Linked DNA regions of Homo sapiens: all the other regions are linked to region 1. A link is a loop called in an ENCODE intact Hi-C map of the cell type or tissue named here. Cell type or tissue: IMR-90. All regions are shown on one strand.

Region 1 (2,500 bases):
CGGGTCTGGCTTTGGAAGCCATCAATCTCTGTAAGCTTATTGGCTTGGTTGTTGTTTTAGGCATTTTGGTAGGAGGTGAGGAATTCTAAGCAACAATGACTGGAAGCTGGCACCGTTGAACAGTCACCTCTCCTATCCCCTGGGGTGTTTTGGGAAAGTCTGTCCCAGAAGTGGCTTCTGGAATTTGCCTATGATAAGTAATGACTGTGAAACAAATCAAGAAAGAAATGAGCAAGAAATTCCATGGTAAATGTGATTCCCCTCCCTATTTGGGTAGCACTTACAACTAACCAAAAGTTCTAACAATGAGTGAGTAATCCCCCAAGAATTAGGAATTTAGGGAGGGGTTCAGGCTTGGAGGACAGTCGCTTGGGAGTGACTGAAAATGTTCCATGGAATTCTGAGATTTCGCTATAAAGTGGGGAGTTCTCTCTAGGGGTCAGAGTCTTGATTTTCAGGATTTTCAATGAGAATCAGTGTCTTATAGTGCTCCTGCAAATTTGTGTGTTATGTTTTAAGAGCAGTGTTTATTTGCAGAACTTTTTGGATGAGGAAAAGGACACAGGGTTGAAGAGGGTGCTGCCCCCTCCCCCCCTAGGGTCAATACATGACAGCCTGTAAGATTTCCAGAGCACTAGGGAAATGGAATATGTAGTGAAAGGAGTCAGTGATAGAGTTCACCTGTCTGAATATTTTTTTTTAGCAAGTCCCAAAACAGGTTTAATAAACTGCAAAGCTGAGTATGTAATCTGGAATTTGTGTAATTCCACAGTCTATACTAAAAGCCCCAACAGTCATCTTAGCTGATCGCTCCTACTCTGCCTCCCTCCCTTCTCCCCTTTTCTATCTTTAGCCCTTGGGTTTTCCGTTAAGTAAAATCTGTTTACTTCCAGAAGTATCCTCTATGTGTTATAGTGAAATTGCCCAACAAACCAACATACTCAATAACTGCATTATCTAAAAGCATCAGCACTTGGATGTGTAAACTGAGCCTCAATCTGAAGTTCAATGTTTAGGTTAAAGTGTAGCTAGGTTCTTGAAAACATCCTTATTTCCTTCCAAAAATACAATTGCTTGGGGAGTCTAGTTAATTTATATTTAGTGGAATGTAGGAAAAGGACAAACTATGGATTTAATTTACACCTGAATGACAGTCATATCATCTACGTAGCCAACAGTGTTTCTGTGTGCGCGTCTGAGTGAGTGTGTACATCTCTGCATTTTGATCTTGTAATACCTGTTGAAAAATTTCTCCAGAAGAGGGCTCCATCCACAGCATTACAAAATTCTGAATCTACAGCTCATTTTAAAGAACTTCAATGCAGCAACTCCATCAAAACAAAACTATTCTCCTTATTCCACATTAATTGCCACAATCACCCCCAAATGAGAAATCCTGCCATTTTTCACTGTATTTATTTCTGTGTCTCTCTCTTTCTTGCTTTCCTTCTTTTGCTCTCTTGCTTTCTCGCTAGCTTTCTTCTTGCTTTCTTTCTTTTCCCCTATTGTAGTTGGTTCTGTTCTAATTCATTCTTTGACTCTGTATCCCCTCTGAGTATTGGAGCAGGGAAAATTTCAAAGATGTTTGTAGACGGTGCAATACGCAATGTGAGGAAGTTCTGAAATTTCCTGGCATTTGACTTTGGTTGGACTTGATTTCATTCTTTAGGTAGCCAAAAGGCAGGAACAGTTCTGCCTGTGGAAGGAGATAACCTTCCCCCTTACATAACCACCCAGAAGGGTGACTCCTGAGCTAGGTCCACTCACTTTCCATCACTCATTGAAAAGGAGAAGGAAATATCCCCCTGTCATCCAATTACAATAATCAGCTGGACAGAATCAAACCAAGTGACCAGTGGTTTTGGCATTGTTTCTATTTAGCTGTCAGCCAGGTACCCATGCACCTGTGAGAATCTGACCCTCCTGAAGGATGCTGCCAATATAATTCCCCACAGCCCGCTTCTTCTGCAGCCACCTGGGATCCCAGGCCTGGCTCCTCAGGTATGAACAGGCTGCACAGACAATGAATGGCTGGGCTGTAGGATCTCTTGCTCCTGCAGTAGGCACTCAGCAGTGGCCTTATTCTAGAGTTAGGGTGGAAAGTCATCTTTCTCTGCTGAGAGAGGCAGCTTGGGGGAAGGCAGGAGAGGAGAAGAAAGGACATTTCTAACTTGAAGTGCTGACTGAGCCAGGGTCTGTGGAGGTGAATGTGTCACCCTCTGGCTTAGCAAGTTGAACCTCGAGACATCTGCTTGGTGGTAATGGAACTCATCTATCCCAAACCTGCAACTCTGGCTTCTGGGCAGAGGTTGCCAAGTAGCAGCCACAGGCTAAATTTAGCCATGGATGCAGTTTGTTTGGCTCAAATGTTTTGCAAATTGTACATTAATAAAAAAGAAATCCAGGTTTCTAGCATTTCTGAAAAAGTCAGGTCAGGCAACCCTAGATCCACACTTCAACATGGCCGTACTTGACAGGGCTGAGTCACTACTGCCCTCTT
Region 2 (2,500 bases), 260 kb after region 1:
GTCAGGAGTTCGAGACGAGTCTGGCCAACGTGGTGAAACCTCATCTCTATTAAAAATACAAAAATTAGCTGGGCGTGGTGGTGCACACCTGTAGTCCCAGCTACTCTGGAGTCTGAGGCAGGAGAATTGCTTGAACCCTGCGGATGAGAGGTTGCAGTGATCTGAGCTCGCACCACTGCACTCTAGCCTGGGTAACAGAGTGAGACTCCGTCTCAGAAAAAAAAAGAAAGGAGAAGAGTGTCTCAAGGGTTTTTTTTTCCAGCAGGTGAACCCAGCCTCCCTAGCAACCCAAGGTTAAGAACGTGTTGAAAACAGCATGGAAGCCCATTCTGGAAAGCAGTGGTGATTGTGATTCTGAACTTAAACAGCTTCCCTTAAACACACTGTTACTTCAGAAAAGTACGGTTTTGGCCAAAGGGCTGTATGTCAGGTATTTACTTGCTCATCTTGGTGGGTTTTGTTTGTTTTTGTCTTTTTGGTTAGCCATCTAAGACATTATTTTTCTGAGATCCAAGTTCCAAAAAGCACCGAACAACCTTTTGGGAAGAAAACATACATAGTGTGTAGGTGCTACCGATTTGTATCCTCTATGACCTTGCCATAGAAAGGCAAATCAGACGGGCGCTCCCATTGCCTCATTGCAGGCTGCCATTTTCATATAAGCTTCATGAAATCTGGGAGAATAAAGGCAAAAGGTTTGATCTGGCTGTGACAGGGAATATTGTGAAGCTGCTGGACTGGGCCTGTGGGTTGCCTGTGACTGTCATCAAGTTCTTCTTCTCTGGAGGCTTCAAATTCCTCCTCTGTCAAATGAAGGGACTGGACTAGAAACAGAATGGCAAGTACAGGGCAAATGCCCCAGTGCTCTCTGTCCCTGCTGCCTCTGGCAGCCACTTCTGCTCCCCCACAGCATCTCCTGGTCGCCTGGACAGAAAGCCTCCTCCATGCAGCACTGCTCCAGGAACTGTTCTCAGCCATTAAAGCAGGGTTCAGAAAAGCTTGGAGGAAGATGGCCTTGTAGACCTCCCCTAGCACTGAAGTTCTGTGATGCTTAGCATATGTGAAACTCAAGTTTCTTCTGTTCCTGAATGGGGATTATTTATTGCCTTGGACAGCAGCCCTGAAACTTGATCCATTTAGCTGCCCCTAAGTGTAGTTAAGCCCCGTGAAATGTAAACTTCGCAAGTAAATGGACCATTGCCATTTGCCTCTGTCTTCTAGATGCAATTGTTTTCTATAGTCTGTCTTGTGGCCGGTTATAAAATGTCTGTCTTGAGCAAGCTGGGGAGGAGGGTGGATAGCTTTCGATTTGCCCAAGTTTGTTAATGTTTCATTGCTTGGGGTGTTTTAAGATCCTGTGCCTTTAATAGATTTCCTGAACTAACAGTTTGCCTTATTTACTTCCCTGGGCTATAATCATTATTGTGGCTGACCATGTTGATAAGCTACTCTGTGAAGCCTTCTCTAATGAATGAGAGTCACTCTTCAAGTGGTTATTCCCCTTAACCTTATTTTCAATCACAGAAAATCATTCTCACAGAAAGTATTCTTTCCTTTTGTTCAAAAAATACCCCCTTGAATGTTTTAAATGTCACTGTTTTTTCAGTTCTAAATAATTTTTAATTGGTTTTTACATGAAGTTAACTGTAGCACTCTTGATTCAGGAAAATTGTGCTTGTCTGTCTCTCTATTATCTCTCTCTCTCTCTCTCTCTCTACCTACCTACCTATCTACCAACCAACCAACCTATCTAAAATCTATCTATAATCTATTAGTTTTTCTTGCTTCACAAATGACTTAAGGCAACTCGCTTTCGGGTTGATGGAAGAAAAAATACAAGTAGCAAACTTGGATGAAGTTGGAAGAAACTTGGCACCCACTGTGTCTGGCATGTGCAGATATGAGTGATGGTCTATAAATTTAGGATCTTATTAACAGCCAAAGCAAAGAGTACAATTTTTCCATGTATCTGGTTTATAGTATCCACAGGATACAAGCATGCTGGTTGATCAAATGTTGCATCTATATCTTTGTGATTAACACCTGACAGATATTTCTATGATGCGTTCTGACAGGGTTACACATGACAGAGTTGGCTCTGTCTATGTTGTACTTAATATTATTGTAGAAAGAAAAATTGAGTATATCTTGTGAAAAATAGTTCCATTTGAAAGTCCATTTCTTTCAAATTCAAAGAAAGAAAACAACTAAAATACGTAAGTCTAAAGGGCATGGTTGATTTAGGATTTTCGAGTGGGAAGACTATTAAAAGAGATGCTTGCTCAAGAGAGTATAGACTCTTCTTTGGAAATTGGCATGGGCCACAGACCTCCATAGGTAATACATTTAAAACACAAATGCTTTTTGGGGTACTGTCTCCCAGTACTTTGTTTTTGAAGATTTGTGACTACATGGTTTCAGTGCTATATCTAATAAAACTGGCTTCAAAACGCAGAGCACTAGCATTTTCATATGTTTCAGTAAGTCTCCCAGCCTTCGT
Region 3 (2,500 bases), 110 kb after region 1:
CATTCACCTCCAAACGTTTCCTTATGCCCCTCCAGTGTTTGTTGATTTGTTTGTGGTAAGAACACCCACCATGCAATCTACCCTCTTAATAAAATGTTTAAGTGCACAATGCAGTACTGTCAATTACAGGCGCTGTGTTGTACAGCAGACCTCTAGAGCTTACTGATCTTGCTAAACTAGCCACTTGTCACACATTCGTTAGGTTTCATGACAGTCTGTCCTCTGAGATGGGCTAAGAGTTAGTCTGCTCTCAAAGAGTTTCTTGCAAGAATATGATGGGTGCTTTGTGGTGAAAAGTGAAATAGCAATAAAAAAAATCAGTCACTTCCATTGTAAAAATAAACGTAACTGCATGGCCAATATGTTATTCTAAAACAGAAGTTGGCTTCTTACCTGGCTTTACCGTGCACGGAGGACTTTAATTTGTGTTCCTGTCAAACTCTAGGAATGTGAAAATGTGGAAAGCCCATCCCAAACAAAAATAAGCCTCTTGCCGGAGTCCTCACCTGAAATCTCTCTCATTCTCACCCATTCACCTTTCAAATCTGTGCTTTTAGCACATCACCTTTCTGCCCTAAAACGTTTAGTGGCTCACAAGCTAGTTTCCAAATTCCTTAGCTTAGTAGTTAGCCCTCCGCTACCTTTTCTTAATGCACTTTTACACTTTTCTCCATGCTGTAACTAAACAGCACTACCTACTAAAATAGAAAGATACCTTTCAGGTTCCTGACCTCATGCCAGTATCTACCATTTCCTTTTCCTAGAATTCTCTCTTTCTCCTTATTTAAATCCTGTGCATTCTCTAGTGCATTTGGGGGAAAATGTCATCTCTTTCTGTAGGCATTAACTCTCTATGCCCTAAAATTTCATATAACCTTGGTGGTTCCTTTTATCTCACACATTTCGCTTATTTCTTTGACTAATGTTATTCATGAACATGTCTTACCATTTATTCTGCTGCACCTACAACCCCTGGTGGCCAGTGGCTGTCTTACTAACTTTTGTGTTCCCTGTGCCTCACACATCACAGACTTTCCAGAACCTTTTAGTGGATAAAGTTAATGCAGAAATGAGTTAAATATTCAAAGAAGCAGTGAGCAAGATACGTTTTTTATTCTTCCTTTCGGAAATGAATCCTTGCTCTTCCCCACCCCTGGGAACTGTGCCCTGGTTATGATTGAGATCTCATAGTCACTCATCATTCATTCTTTAGTTAGAATTGCATAACATTTTATTCTTTACAATAAAGATAACTTGTTAATTGCTTAACCAGATGTGATTTTACTATTATATTTTTTAGTAATTACATAAATCAGAGGAAAAATCCTTTTCAGATGATATGCCCTTATGTGTGATTTAGACAAGCTGACCACCTACTTTTAGATAAAGAAATCATCTTCTGCCAAGATGGGGCTAGATGTGAGGGAAGAGAAGTTTCCTACCAAGAATTTCCATTTAAATTCAAATTTAGAAGCTTTCTTAGTCCCTGAGTCTTATTCCACTTCAGACTTGTTGAAATTTTCCTCATGAAATATGCTTTAGTTGTCTTGGTAAATTTTAAGAGTGAGAGAAGACCAAGTAACAGTTTACAAAGGTAAGAATCATTTAAACCTACTTACTCTCCCTGTTTAAGCAATGAGGAGGATTCTGTTTATTTATTTTTAAAAAGTGTTAAGGGAAGAAGTGCTATTTCAAATTAAATGAAGACACGGGAATTTGCCTTTAATTATTTAAAATAGTTTAAATCTTGTTGTTCAAACAACACCTTGTCTCTACAAAAGAAAAAGGAAAATACGATGACACTCAGACTTTGTCAACTTTTTCCAAATATTAGCAAGTTAAAAAAAACTATTGGTTCTGAATGGTGAGATAAATATATGCCACCTGTAATATTTACCTGAATAGTATATATTCAGAATGCAATATTGTGTAATCTCTTTTAACTTCAAAATAACCCTTCTTTGCCCTGCAAAGATACTTGAACTCTTGGTGTTGGCTACCTATGAAATTATGTCAAACACATAGATTCTACATCTCCAGATATTCAAAACTAATTATCCCTTAATTTGCAAGTGAAAGCAAAATACCACCTAATAGACCATTTCTCTGGTAAACCTTTCTTTATCTTAATGAGCAGAATGTGGACGCCTATTACAACCTGATTTTAAAACCTCCGTGCCACTCAACAGCTTACTCATAAGACTGACCAGAAGGAGGCAACAAAGATGTAAATATTCTTATTTACAATATGGACTGAGCTCATATCTGTCTATTTAGCATTTTATTATAATGCATGCCATCCCAACAGAATCAATAGTTGATTGATTTCTTATGTAAGAGACTTGAGTACTTTAATTCTGGATGGAAACTCATCAGCAACTTCCAGTTGATGAGATGACGTTCTCCATTTGGTGAAACTGGGCTACATTTAATCATCACAAACTTCAAATTGTATTATCCCACTTTCCAGATAATGTACAGCGTATTAGCCCAACCCGCT

The links. A loop is a pair of places that touch in the nucleus more often than their neighbours do. Peaks named below come from ENCODE experiments on the same cell type or tissue, not always from the same donor. Only the 100,000 strongest peaks of a DNase experiment are listed, where the experiment ranks them.
Region 2: a loop joins it to region 1, with 3 times the contacts of the local background. A loop is called at or near these places in 5 of 110 quality-filtered maps.
Region 3: it touches region 1 in a loop (2.3-fold over the local background); 31 of 110 quality-filtered maps call a loop at or near these places.

The regions. Positions count from the first base shown.
Region 1 is chr16:82,629,641-82,632,140 of GRCh38, forward strand. The region is part of intron 1 of CDH13 (cadherin 13); the gene reads left to right. Among named protein-coding and RNA genes, the nearest start is that of CDH13, 3.9 kb to the left of the region's middle. RefSeq lists an enhancer at 1-613. In IMR-90, CTCF peaks have their summits at 1,250 (motif pointing right) and 2,499 (motif pointing left); DNase peaks (open chromatin) are centred at 821 and 1,251; H3K27ac peaks cover 377 bases.
Region 2 is chr16:82,887,608-82,890,107 of GRCh38, forward strand. The region is part of intron 2 of CDH13 (cadherin 13); the gene reads left to right. Among named protein-coding and RNA genes, the nearest start is that of MIR8058, 200 kb to the left of the region's middle. In IMR-90, no CTCF peak of the experiment used is centred here; a DNase peak (open chromatin) is centred at 1,184; H3K4me3 peaks cover 201 bases; H3K27ac peaks cover 260 bases.
Region 3 is chr16:82,737,915-82,740,414 of GRCh38, forward strand. All of the region lies in intron 1 of CDH13 (cadherin 13), which reads left to right. Among named protein-coding and RNA genes, the nearest start is that of MIR8058, 50 kb to the left of the region's middle. In IMR-90, a CTCF peak has its summit at 985 (motif pointing left); no DNase peak of the experiment used is centred here.